Linked DNA regions of Homo sapiens: region 2 is linked to region 1. A link is a contact called in ENCODE Hi-C or POLR2A ChIA-PET data. All regions are on one chromosome and are shown on one strand. Each heading gives the region's core, a stretch centred on a gene start or an enhancer-like site at or near the end of the contact. The rest is flanking DNA. Distances are from core to core; before and after follow the strand shown.

Region 1 (6,717 bases), core at 3,684-6,183:
GATTGATTCTGTGTTTCCATCAGTTGACAACTCCTGGCTGGGCACAGTGACTCACACCTGTAATCCCAGCCCTTTGGGAGGCTGAGGTGAGAGGATCGCTTGAGCCCAGGAGTTTGAGACCAGCCTGGGCAACATGGAGAAACCCTGTCTCTACAAAAAATAATTGGCTAGACATGTTGGCACACACCGTTGTCCCAGCTATTTGGGAGGCTGAAGCAGGAGGATTGCTTGAGCCCAGGAGTTCAAGGATGCAGTGAGCCATGATGGCGCCATTGCACTCCAGCCTGGGTAACAGAGGGAGGCCAGACCCTGTGTAAAAAAAAAAAAAGTCCAGGCGCAATGGCTCACACCTGTAATCCCAACACTTTGGGAGGCCGAGGTGGGCAGATCACCTGAAGTCAGGAGTTTAAGACCAGCCTGGCCAACATGGTGAAATCCCGTCTGTACTAAAAATACAAAAAAAAGGCTGGGCGCAGTGGCTCACACCTGTAATCCCAACACTTTAGGAGTCCAAGACGGGTGGATCACCTGAGGTCAGGAGTTCGAGACCAGCCTGGCCAACATGGCGAAACCCCATCTCTACTAAAAATACAAAAATTAGCCGGGCATGGTGGTGGGCACCTGTAATCCCAGCTACTCGGGAGGCTGAGGCAGGAGAATCGCTTGAACCCGTGAGGCGGAGGTTGCAGTGAGCCGAGATCGCACCATTGCACTTCAGCCTGGGCAACAGAGCAAAACTCCATTAAAAAAAAATACCAAAAAAAAAAAAAAGTTAGCCGGGTGTGGTGGTGTGTGCCTGTAGTCCCAGCTGCCTGGGATGCTGAGGCAGAATTGTTTGAACCCGAGAGGCAGAAGTAAAAAAAAGAAAACTGAGGGCAGAGAGCATACTTTTTGCTCAGTAAATACATGATGCTTGGGAATCTTTGTACTAATGACATCGAGGCATGGCTGTGGCACTGCTAAGGCCTAGGATGTGTCTCCCCTAGGCCGACGCCCCCAACCCATCCCTCATCCCAGAGACTGATGCCGTGGGTGTGACTGTGGTCCTCATCACCTGCACCTACCATGGACAGGAGTTCATCCGAGTGGGCTACTACGTCAACAACGAGTACCTCAACCCTGAGCTGCGTGAGAACCCGCCCATGAAGCCAGATTTCTCCCAGGTGGGGCCTGTTTCCACTTCCTGCTTCCCACAAGGCCGTTCTTTATACTTGGGGGGAGTTCAGCCATTCAAATTGAGAGTCAAGGTCACTTCTTAAGGTTTTCAAGTAATATTCAGTTCTTACAGTACTGTGTTAGAAGAGGAGAAAAAGACCTTTGTCTCTCAAAGGCATGTCTTAGAGAATTAAGATTAGGCCAGCCTGGGCAACATAGTGAGACCCTGTCCCTAACCCCCGCAAAAAAAAAAAAAAAAAAAAATGAGCCAGACATGGGTGGTGTGCTCTACTCTGGAGGCTGAGGTGGGAGGATCGCTTGAGCCCAGGAGTTTGAGGCTGCAGTGAGCTCAGATCGTGCCACTGCATTCCAGCCTGACCAACAGAGTGAGACTGTCCCTTAAAAAAAAAAAGTCCTGGGCCAGGCACAGTGGCTCACGCGTTGTAATCCCAGCACTTTGGGAGGCCGAGGCTGTAGGATCACCTGAGGTCAGGAGTTTGAGACCAGCCTGGCCAACATGGTGAAAGCCCGTCTCTACTAAAAATACGAAAATGAGCCAGGTATGGTGCCTTGCACCTGTAGTCCCAGCTACACAGGAGGCTGAGGCAAGAGAATCGCTTGAACCCGGAAGGCAGAGGTTGCAGTGAGACGAGATCACAGCATTGCACTCCAGCCTGGGCAACAAAAGCAAAACTCCGTCTCAAAAAATAAATAAATAAATAAATAAATAAGGTCCTGGCCACAGGTGTTTTCTGGAGTTCCATATGTAGGTTGCTCTTGCTGGGCTTGAGATGGGTGATTGGGGGTGTCCTGGCTCTATGGGACCAAGGAGAGGGCGTACCTACAAGGGTTGACGTTCCTCTTCCTGCCCCAGCTCCAGCGGAACATCTTGGCCTCGAACCCCCGGGTGACCCGCTTCCATATCAACTGGGACAACAACATGGACAGGCTGGAGGCCATAGAGACCCAGGACCCCTCCCTGGGCTGCGGCCTCCCACTCAACTGCACTCCTATCAAGGGCTTGGGGCTCCCTGGCTGCATCCCTGGCCTCCTCCCTGAGAACTCCATGGACTGCATCTAACTGCAGGAACCCAGAGTGTCCCAGCACGCCGGGAGGGGCAACCAGGCCTCCCAGCGAGTCCTGCAGGGCCCATCTAGAGGACTTTGGGGGCCATCAGCTGCAATCCAGGTCTGTCAAACTCAGCCCCTAGGAAAGAACAGGCCTTGGGTCTCCCCTAGTCCTGGCCAGAAGGATGATCTCGCTTTTCCTCTACAGGCCTATAAGAAGCAGGTACTTCAGTTCTAAATTCTGACTTGTGTTCTTTTCGTCTTCATAAATTCTAACTAAGGCCACTGTGCCACTGTGCACCCTTGAGTACCATTGATCCAAAGCTTTCCCACAGACCTCCCTGGCCCACCTAGAGGCTTTCTTGGTCAGTGCCTGTCAAGGCTCCAGTCCTGCTGAGCCAAAGGCTTTGTCATTCCTTTCTCTTCCTGTACATCTGAGCAGACCCACTCCAGCTTTCTGGTGTCACAGGCGGGAATGTTAGTTAGTAGGTAGACTTAGATCCCATTTCTGTCCTGCTCCCAGGAAGATTCTTAGGTCCTCTTCAATCCAGCAGCCCCTCCCAGAGGTGTGATCAGCAGGATGCTGAGGAACCATGTTGCCTTTCCTGTCAATCACAGCCACCTTCCTGTTATCTCCTAAATGGATCTGGCTTTTCCTGGAGGCTGCCATGGTTGGAAGATGGTATCAGAGGGCCTGCCTGGGCAGTCTGTCTCCGGGCCAGGGTCAGGGACCCTCTGCCTCTGGCAGCCTTAACCTGTCCTCTGCTAGGACCAGGGTGATTTCAAGCCAGGGAAGCAACTGGGACCCTGAAAACTGTCCCTCCCCAGCCCGCTCCCCCTCTCTGTGCCCTGGTCCCCTTGCTGCCATGTGGATGCTGTTGTGATTGCTGTTTGTATATTATCAAAATGTTTTTATATTAAAAATGTTTGGTCTGAAAATTAAAAGCACTTCATTTAGAATGATTGTTTGTGCTTTTGTCTCTGGTGGACTGAAGCAACTTTGTCCACTCTCCCCCAGAAGTGGCCTCTTGCCCTGTCCAGTGGGTTGGCTGTCCCACGTCTTCTTTCCAGCTTCCTACTCCAGTCTTAATTGGTTCTACAGTTGTATTCCAGACTGAGGTTCCAGGAGGGGTTTTTCTTTGTCAAAACTTAAACCAGCTGTCCTGCAGATAGATTATAATGAGTGATTTTTCAGACTTTGCCCTTGACCCACAGGAAATTAACATCGTGATCCCAACACACAAACAGCAATGCTTTTATTAAATTTTACTAAACCTTACCATGTATCTATCCATCCAGAGGCGGAGTGGTCAGCCATTTCCCCATAGTTCACAGAAAGGCTCTGACTCTCCCTCCCTGGAACTGTGGTTGATCTGGGAACATGGGGGCAGACAGCAGCTGGAGAAGGTGGAGGCTATTCAAGTCGAAGCAGCAGATCGGCTTGTAGTTAAGCCCAGCTAGCCCTTCCGAGTCGGGGTGACCTGGCTTCTCCCCTCCCCTGACCCTCTCTTAAGTGCTTCTCAATCAGGAGCAGTTCGGCCCCGCAAGAGCACATTCACCAATGTCAGGAGACAGCGGTTGCCACAGCCAGCAGGAAGATAGAGGAGGGGCTACTGGCATCCAGTGGGTAGAGGCGGGGGATGTTGCTCAACACCCAGTGGTGCACAAGACACCCCCCAGCAGAAAATGATCCAGCCTCACCGTCAGTAGTGTCGCAGTTGGGAAACCCCGACTGTCCTCTGCTAAGTGTGTACTGAAAGAGGATCCTGAAGGAAGGGGCAGGTTCCCTTCGCATTGCCCAGACAGGAAATACAGACGGGGAACAGGAGCAGGGAATCTGCCTGGCTGTACCCCAGATTCCTCATCTGTGCAATGGGAGTGATGATGGTAGCACCTACGCGATGGGAGTGTGGTGCGAAGGAGCGTTAAGTGGGTGCCAGCTCTTACTACTGGCAGGAGCCCAGGGCTAGGGCCCAGCAAAGGGGTGGACACTGAGCGCCCCTTCCCAGCCACCCCTTGCGCCGGGCCCGGCATCCTCCTGAGTGCGGCTGGGAAAACCCAGGAGGCCCCGCGGCCTGGCCCCCAAGCAGGCCTGGCCTCGGCCGCCCAGCGCCAGGCCTTATGAATGACGCCGGCGGCGGCCGGGCGACCTCTGACCCGCGCGCCGGCCGCGCCCCTCCCCCGCTGGCAGGTGGACAGCGGCTGCGCCGGGCAGGCCGCGGCGCCAACTCCGGCTGGCCGACAGCCGCTGCCGCACTGAGCGGGGGCGGGGGACTGCGGCGCGCGCGGGGCCGGCCGGGCGCCCGCCGGGGCCGCCTCCTGAGCCTCGGAGCGCTGCGCGGCCGCCAGCCAGCCTCCGCCGCCCCGCCCCGCCGGCCCGGGCCCGCAGACTGCGTCTCCGCCCCGCCCTCTCACCCCCGGATTGACACTGAGCGTTCTGCTGGGGGGCTTGGCGGACCCGGCACCTCCGCCAATCGGCGGCCTCGCAGGGCGGACCCCGGGCCCAGTCCAGCGTCTCGGCCAATCGGACGCGTCTGCCCGCCCAGCTGCGGCCTCGCGAGCGAGTGAATGGCCGAGAGTCCGCGGTGCGTGTCCCGAGGCTGAGAGCCTATAGTGGCGCGGGAAGGTCGCGGGAGGGCCAATGGGAGGCGGCGCTGAGCCGTCAGTCAGGGCGGCCTAGGCCAATGAGCGGCGGGCTGCGGGGGCGTCACAGACAGCGGCAGAGATCTTGGGCTGAGGTTCCCGGGCGGGCGGGCGCGGAGAGACGCGGGAAGCAGGGGCTGGGCGGGGGTCGCGGCGCCGCAGCTAGCGCAGCCAGCCCGAGGGCCGCCGCCGCCGCCGCCCAGCGCGCTCCGGGGCCGCCGGCCGCAGCCAGCACCCGCCGCGCCGCAGCTCCGGGACCGGCCCCGGCCGCCGCCGCCGCGATGGGCAACGCCGCCGCCGCCAAGAAGGGCAGCGAGCAGGAGAGCGGTGAGTGCCCGGGCTGTGACCCCGATCTTGGCCCTGCGCTGCCAGCCCTGGCCTTGTCCATCATCGCCTGGCCCCTCCCCCTACGGGGCCCCTCATCCTCTCTGCCTACCCCCCAGCGCCCCTTGCCCCGGCCTGTCCAAGGCTGGGGCCCGCGGGCCCGCAGAGTACCCCCTGTAGGGGTCCCCTTCCCCTAGGGCCGCCCCATGCTGCAAAGACCGTGCTCCCCCCCAGCTGTCACTGCCAACCATGGCACGTATGACCGCTGGGGCCCCACATGGGCCCCTGTCACCAGCCTACCCCCTCCTTTCCTGGCCCCTCTTCCCAGATTCTAATCCCCCCACTTCCTCACTCACCTCTCTCACCTATGGGATCCTCTGCCTGACCCCGACCCAGGTTTCTACCAGTTTGGGAATGCGATGAGGTCTGTCTGCCTCCACCGCGCAGGGACCTTGGCCACTTGCTGACCACACCCCTCCCCCCTCCAGCCCCCGCCATCTTTCTCCTGCCCTTTCCCTCTTCACCTTAGCACAGCCCCCCCTTCCAAACCCATCCTGCCCCCTGAACATTTCCCAGAGCCACCTCCAGCATTATTTTTTTCTTCTGTGTCACTTGGCATGGGGGACAGGATCTTTCTGGGTCCCTCTGCCTCTCTCATCCTGTCACTCTGTCATTCTGCTGCTCTGCTTGTGCTCCGTCCTCCAAGCAAGCGTCTGTCCCTGGCTGGGGTAGCAGACTGTTTATGAACGTAGAGAATTGCTTCAGTGCTTCCAAAGCCAAGTTTGAGCTGGTCTTGTTGGGATTCATTGCATCCTCTTTCCTGCGTTGGGGTAAGGGGGTGGTGGCAGAGCCCCCTCTCATTTCCTGTCTTGCAGTGAGCTCTAGGCTCCATGGAGGGCCCCTCAATAAATGGTCGTTTCACAACTGAGGCTCCGTCATTCACCCAGTCCCTGGGGCTTCTTCCACCACTCCTGGCTTGGGATGAAAAGTGTCTGGGTTTAGCGAGGTTCATTCGGTTCTAACTGAGATGGTCAGAAAGAGCACTGGGGAGGAGGAGGCAGTCAAAGAGAGTAATGGGTGACGTCTAGTGATTTGCTTTGACGTCTAGTGATTCTGATCATTCCCAGGGCTCAGCCAGAGAGAGACCTGTTTCACCCACTTGCCCACACATTAGGTTGGTCTTTTCCAGCCAGCCAGAGAAAGAGATTCTCTATCTGGAAATACCATCAGAAATGGTCTTGAACCCCATTCCCAATTTTTACAGCTCTTAAATTGTTGTCACTCCAGTCTGAAAGCTGGAAGGCAGCTGGGATCCCCTGTCCACTTACCCAGAAATAGTCGGAACTATTGGTCGAAAAGGAAGGCCAGTTTTTGGTCTCAAACCCCAGCATCTGAGTTTCCTGAATGCCCCCTCCCAGAAAGGTATGAAAGCCAGGGAACTTTATTCCCATACGGATTCAAATAGCAGAACTCAGAGTCACAGAGCGATCATGAAGAGGCCTGACATGTCACCAATGGGTGGGGGCT
Region 2 (6,713 bases), core at 2,269-4,768, 250 kb before region 1:
ACGCCCGGCTAATTTTTTTGTATTTTTAGTAGAGATGGGCATGGATCACTGCACCCAGCCAAAATGATGGCTGTTTAACATAACGCCATGTAACGCAGGCATGTGGTGTTTTGCGGTTATATTCAGACGTGATTTTATCAGAGACCAAAGCAAAAACAGAGAATTCTGAAAAGAGTTTGTATCAAGGAAGATAAAATGCGCCAGGGAGAGTGGCTCATGCCTGTGATCTCAGCGCTTTGGGAGGCTGAGGCGGGAGGATCCCTTGAGCCCAGGAATTCTAGACCAGCCTGGGCAACATGGTAAAACCCAGTCTCTACAAAAAATGCAAAAATTAGCCAGGAGTGGTGGCACGTGCCTGTAATCCCAGCTGCTCAGGGGGCTGAGGTGGGAGAATCTCTTGAGCCTGGGAGTTTGAGGTTGCAGTGAGCTATGATCTCACCACTGCACTCCAGCCTGGGCCACAGAGTGAGACTCTGTCTCAGTAAATAAGTAAGTAAAATAAAGCTGATCATGGATAGACCGATGGTCCCAAGAATTGCATTGTTTCATTTATTCTATAAACCTGAGGCTCTATACAAATATTTAAAAAAGAATTTTAAAATGTTTAAAGGTTTTAAGGAGAAGCGTTTAGAGGAAGCAAAGGAGAGTAGGGTGGGGGAGGGGAACAGCTCAGGGGTGGCTGTGGGGGTGGGGAACTGGTGGCAGCCAACAAGAAGCCCTGAGCTGGGAACGCTGTGTGACACTTGGTGGCATTTTTGTCACTTTCTTGCAGCTCTCAGTGTCTTCCCCATTTTGCAAAGTCTTCTGAGCGGGGTGGTGCTGATGTCCCGATAAGGATGGGGTCAGGCTTCTGGGGGGCACTGTGAGGACGGGGGTCTCAGAATCCTTCCCTTGACTTTCGATGGGTGGGGAAGGCCAGGGGAGGAAGGGGGCTTATTCAGGCTGGGTGCCCACCCGGGTCAACCCCTCCGCATGCCTCTGGGCCTCTTCTGTTGTGGGCTTGTGGGTTCCCGAGAAATAGGGCCACAGATGGCACTGACGGTCCCAGCCAGTCCCAGAAAGAAGCGATGGGAAAGCATTGGTGAGAATCAACCCATCCCCAGGGCTCTGTCCCTTGGATGGAGGTCTCCCTTTCACTTCTTTCCAGGCATAGAAAACAGTTTGCGGCTCCTCAAAAAGTTACGTGTAGAGTGACCCTGTGATCCAGCCATTCTGCTCCTGAGTATACACCTGAGAAAACTGAAGGCAGACACTCAAATGGATACTTATGTTTATTTTATTTTTTGAGATGGAGTCTCACTCTTGTCCAGGCTGGAGTGCAGTGGCGCGATCTCAGCTCATTGCAACCTCCACCTCCTGGGTTCAAGTGATTCTCCTGCCTCAGCCTCCCGAGTAGCTGAGATTACAGGCACCCACCACCATGCCCGGCTAATTTTTGTATTTTAGTAGAGAGAGGGTTGCACCGTGTTGGTCAGGCTGGTCTCAAACTCCTGACCTCAAATGATCTGCCCACCTCAGCCTCCCAAAGCGCTGGGATTCCAGGCATGAGCCACTGTGCCTGACCTCAAACAGATACTTATACACCCATGTTCATAGCAGCACGGTTCACAATTACCATAAAAAGCGATTTTTAATTCAACCATAAAAAGGAACGAGGCTCTGATCCATGCTACAGGGTGGATGAACCTTGAAAACATGATACTGAGTGAGAGAAGCCAGACACAGAAGGTCACATAGTGCACGATTCCATTTATATGAAATGTCCAGAATAGGCAAATTCATAGCCAGAAAACAGATTGGTGGTTGCCAGGGGCTGGGGAGGAGGAATGAGGAATGAGTGGTAATGAGGACGGGGTTTCCTTTTGCGGTGTTGAAAACATTCTGGAACTAGATAGAGGTGATGGTTGCTCAACGTAGTGAATGTACTAAATGGCGCTGAACCATGCACTTTAAAAGGGTCTATTTTATGTCATGTCAATCTCACCTCCATAAAAAAAAAAAACAAAAACAAAAAAAAAAAACAGGCCGGGTGCAGTGGCTCATGCCTGTATTCCCAGCACTTTGGGAGACCGAGGCAGGAAGATTGCTTGAGTCCAGCAGTTCAAGAGCAGCCTGGGCTACATATCGAGACCTCATCTCTACAAAAACTCCACAAATTAGCTGGGCATGGTAGTGTGCACCTGTAGTCTCAGCAACTTGGGAGGCAGAGGTGGGAGGATCACTTGAGCCTAGGAGGCAGAGGTGGCAGTGAGCCGAAATCGCACCACTGCACTGCAGCCAGGGTGACAGAGTGAGACTCTGTCTCAAAAAAATAAAATAAAATAAATACATAAATAAAATAGACCAGGCATGGTGGCTTATGCTTGTAATCCTAGCACTTTGGAAGGCTGAGGTAGGTGGATTACTTGAGGTCAGGCGTTTGAGACCAGTCTGGCCAACATGGTGAAATCCTGCCTCTACTAAAAGTGCAAAAATTAGCCGGGCATGGTGGCGCATGCCTGTAATCCCAGCTACTCAGGAGGCTGAGGCAGGAGAATTGCTTGAACCTGGGAGGCAGAGAGGTTGCAGTGAGCCGAGATGACGCCACTGCTCTCCAGCTTGGGCGACAGAGCGAAACTCTGTCTCAAAAAAAAAAAAAAAAAAAAAAAGAAGTCTGAGTTTTTCACAGCTATATCTCTGACACCTCTAAACACTTCAGTCGTCGCTTTCGGTTTTTAATTTCCTTCCCCATTTTTTTTCTTTACTTTTTTATAATGAGACAGGGGTCTCATTATGTTGCCCAGGCTGGTCTTGGACTCCTGAGCTCTAGCGATCCTCCCGCCTCTGCCTCCCAAACTGTTGGGATTACAGGCGTGAGCCACTGCGCCTGGCCTATTTCTTTCCCTTTTTGTCTCCTTTCAATTTTTTTTTTTAAACAAAAAGAGCAGTCTCTTTGATCCAGAGCTTCACTGGAGGGTGAGGCTGTGGATCCCAGGGTCCTGCGAGTGAGCGACTCATTATATTCTACGCCTGGGCACCTCCCTCTCCCTACCCTAGTCCCGGCTCTTGAGGCTTCAACCAGGCGACAGCAGGAAGCAAGTTTAATTTCACCCCCACCCCTACAAATATAGGTCCTTTTGCTGTTGCTTTCTACTTATGGAAATGGCCCTGGTTTCCTTTTGTTTCCTTTTGTGGTGGTGGCATAAAAGTTCCTTCCCAAATAAATTCATTTAAGTTTTTTTTTTTTTTTTAAAGGAAAAGCAAGTTGATTGAAGGAAAAATCTGTGGTCCGGGGAGATGTTCCAAATCCTGGAGGTGGAGAGGAATGAATGACGTTTGTGGCTTGCAGATCAACTCCCCGCAGCGGGCGTGACGTTGTCACAGCCAAAATTGTCCTCCACGCGCTGCTACGGTGAGTCAGGGGGAGAGGGGCCCCTCTGGGCAGACGGCAAAAGCCATTTTTGAGTGTACAAGGAGGCATTTTTCTGACAGCATTTCCTGTCGGTACCCTCCTATCTAGGGGCAAAAGTGTCACTGGGGCTTTCTGGGGCCTTTGGTGTGGGTCTTAGTGACAAAGTTCAGTGGCAATCTGGCATTCCCCTAGTGGAATTGTCACTCCCACGACAGCCTCTCATGCCCAGCTTCTGTCCGGCCCGAGGAGCCAGCTCTGGGCTGCCTGCTATCCACGAGGTCAGGCGGCCCTGACATTGGCAAGGAGATTGACACCCACACTCTGTGCTTCCTTTGAAACAGAGTTGTTAAAATTCCAGGCCAGACAAATGTCCAATAGGCCTATGAAAAGATACTCAAAGTCACCAATCATTAGGGAAATGCAAATCAAAACCACAGGCCAGGTGCGGTGGCTCACGCCTGTAATTCCAGCACTTTGGGAGGCCGAGGTGGGAGGATCACTTGAGGCCAGGAGTTTGAGACCAGCCTGGGCAACATAGCAAGACTCCATCTCTATAAATAAATGAATAAACAAATAAAAACCACAGTGAGATACTACCTAACACCCATTAGGATGGCTACTATCAAAAAAACAGAAAATAGGTTAGAAGTGGTAGCTCACAACTGTTATCCCAATGCTTTGGGAGGCCAAGGAGAGAGGATCAGTTGGGCCAGGAGTTCAAGACCAGCCTGGGCAACAAAGGAAGACTTCATTTCTAAAAATATTTAAAAATTAGCTGAGCATGGTGGCATGCACCTGTAGTCCCAACTACTTGGGAGGCCGAGGCAAGAGGATCGCTTGATCCCAGGAGGTCAAGGCTGCAGTGAGCTATGATTGCACCATTGCACTCCAGCCTGGGCAACAGAGTGAGACCCTGTCCAAAAAAAAAAAAAAAAAAAAGCAAAACAAAACAAAACCCCATAAATTGAAACCATTGTGGGCTGCTGGTGACAATGTAAAATGGTGCAGCCACTGTGGAAAACAGTATGGAGAGTCCTAAAAAAATTAAACATAGAGGCCAGGCATGGTGGCTCATGCCTGTAATCCCAGCACTTTGAGAGGCCGAGGTGGGTGGACCATTTGAGGTCAGGAGTTTGAGACCAGCCTGGACAACAATACAAAGATTAGCCGGGTGTGGTGGCAGCTGCCTCTAATCCCAGCTACTCGAGAGGCTGAGGCAGGAGAATCGCTTGAACCCGGGAGGTGGAGGTTGCAGTGAGCGGAGATCGCGCCACTGCACTCCAGCCTGGGTGACAGAGCAAGACTCCATCTCAAAAAAAAAAAAAAAATTAAACATAGAATTGTCATATGATCCATCAATTCTACTTCTGCATAGACACCCGAATTGAAAGCAAAGTTCAAAGAGACATCTGTACACCTATGTTCACGGCAGCATTAGCTAAAATAGCCAAAAGTTGAAAGCAACCAGTCTCCATGGATAGATGAATGGATAAACAAAATGTGGTCTATCTATACAGTGGAATATTACTCAGCCTTAAAGAGGAAGGAAATTCTCGTACATATAACATGAATGCACCCTGAGGGCATTATGCTAAGTGAAATAAACCTGCCACAAAAGAACAAATACCGTATGATCACATTTACAGGAAGTAACTAAACTTGTCAAATTCATAGAAACAGAAAGTAGAATTGTGGTTTCCAGGAACTGGAGGGAGGAGGAACGGGGAGTTGTTTTGTGGATACAGTTTTAGTTTTGCAAGATGAAAAAGTTCTGGAGATGAATGATGGTGTCAGTGGCAACTATGAGAATTTATTTTTTCTGGTTTTTGTTTTGTTTTGTTTTGAGACGGGGTCTTACTCTGTTGCCCAGGCCGCAGTGCAGTGGCACAATCTGGGCTCACTGCAACCTCTGCCTCCTGGGTTCAAGTGATTCTCGTGCCTCAGCCTCCCAAGTAGCTGGGATTACAGGTGTGCACAACCATTCCTGGCTAATTTTTGTATTTTTAGTACAGCCAGGGTGTCACCATGTTGGCCAGGCTGGTCTCAAACTCCTGATCTCAGATGATCTGCCCACCTCAGCCTCCCAAAGTGCTGGGATTACACGTGTGAGCCACTGTGCCCAACTGAGAATTTTCTTTTCTTTTTGAGACTGAGTCTCACTCTGTTGCCCAGGCCGGAGTACAGTGGCTCAATCTTGGCTCTCTGCAACCTCTGTCTCCTGGGTTCAAGTGATTCTCTTGTCTCAGCCTCCCAGTAGCTGGGACTACAGGTTCACACCACCGTGCCTGGCCAATTTTTGTATTTTTAGGACAGACGGGGTTTCACCATATTGGTCAGGCTGGTCTTGAACTTCTGACTTCAAGTGATCTGTCCATCTCAGCCTCCCAAAGTGCTGGGATTACAGGCATGAGCCCCCACGCCCGGCCTGACAATTTTCTTAATGTAACTGAACTGTACACTTAAAATGGTTAAGATAGAACATTTCATGTCATGTGTATTTCACCACAAATTTTATCCAGGCTGAAGGACAGGCACGGTGGCTCGCTTTGGCAGGACGAGGCAGGAGGATCGCTTAAGGCCAGGAGTTCAAGACCAGCTAGGGCAACATAGCGAGACCCGCACCCCCATCTCTACAAAAAAAGTTTAAAAATTACCCAGGCCTGATGGCACATGACTCTGGTCCCAGCTACTCGGGAGGCTGAGGCAGGAGGATTGCTTGAGCCCAAGAGGTTGAGGCTGCAGCGAACTATATGGTTGCACCACTGTACTTCGGCGAGATCCTGTCTCAAAAAAAAAATCAAAAAAAAAAAAAAATCCAGTCTCAGAGGAGACTGGGGCAGGATTCCCATCCTGTGGGTCCTGGCAGGTGACCCCCATGTGTCCTCCATAGTAGGGGGTGATCAGGCCCTCCAAGAAGTCAATACCAATTATATCCCAAAGCCTCTTACATGTCTCCACCTGGACCTCCCTGTCTACCTCCAGACATACAGCTGCCCTCTGGACCTCACCCAGGGACACTGCTATGATCACTGAGCGATTCACCAATATTCCAGCTCTTTCTCCCTCCAGGTACAAGGTAGGAAGGCATTGCTCCACCCACTTGTGTGGCCACGTGACTTGCTCTGACCAATGGCATGTGAGCAGGTTTGACTTGTGTCACTTCTGGGCAGAGGCTTTAAGAGCTGCTGCAGAGCATGCTATATGTTCTTTTTCTTCTGCCTTGGCAACGGGCAACATGCCAGATGCTGGCTGAGTGAAAAGTGAAACCTCTGATGTTTTAAGCTCCTGAGATTTGGGGCTTAAAGTAGCTGGGACTACAGGT

What was found. Hi-C counts contacts between places; a loop is a spot of excess contacts on that map. ChIA-PET counts read pairs that join two places held with the same protein, here RNA polymerase II (POLR2A). Pooled maps may share reads with other maps.
Region 2: a loop to region 1 is called in a pooled map, with 4 times the contacts of the local background. The contact joins the enhancer-like site here to the promoter of PRKACA in region 1. A Hi-C loop is called at or near these places in 4 of 50 pooled maps. POLR2A ChIA-PET finds 5 or more read pairs at or near these places in 4 of 52 experiments (H1, WTC11, activated CD8-positive, alpha-beta memory T cell and 1 more).

The regions. Positions count from the first base shown.
Region 1 is chr19:14,115,978-14,122,694 of GRCh38, reverse strand. It overlaps PRKACA (protein kinase cAMP-activated catalytic subunit alpha), which reads left to right and starts at 4,933. Exons shown (of 10, transcript NM_002730.4): 1 at 4,933-5,193. The coding sequence starts at 5,148. It overlaps LOC124904642 (a long non-coding RNA gene), which reads right to left and starts at 4,481. Exons shown (of 2, transcript XR_007067144.1): 1 at 3,504-4,481; 2 at 3,131-3,386. It overlaps ASF1B (anti-silencing function 1B histone chaperone), which reads left to right. Exons shown (of 4, transcript NM_018154.3): 3 at 987-1,163; 4 at 2,030-3,183. The coding sequence ends at 2,236. RefSeq lists silencers at 4,313-4,872, 5,283-5,352.
Region 2 is chr19:14,366,621-14,373,333 of GRCh38, reverse strand. No RefSeq gene overlaps it. Among named protein-coding and RNA genes, the nearest start is that of LINC01841, 6.0 kb to the right of the region's middle. RefSeq lists enhancers at 2,472-2,541, 6,423-6,713 and a silencer at 6,471-6,560. Within about 2 kb of position 3,518, at least 19 of the 41 ENCODE cell types and tissues checked have a DNase peak (open chromatin) inside an H3K27ac peak, as active enhancers do.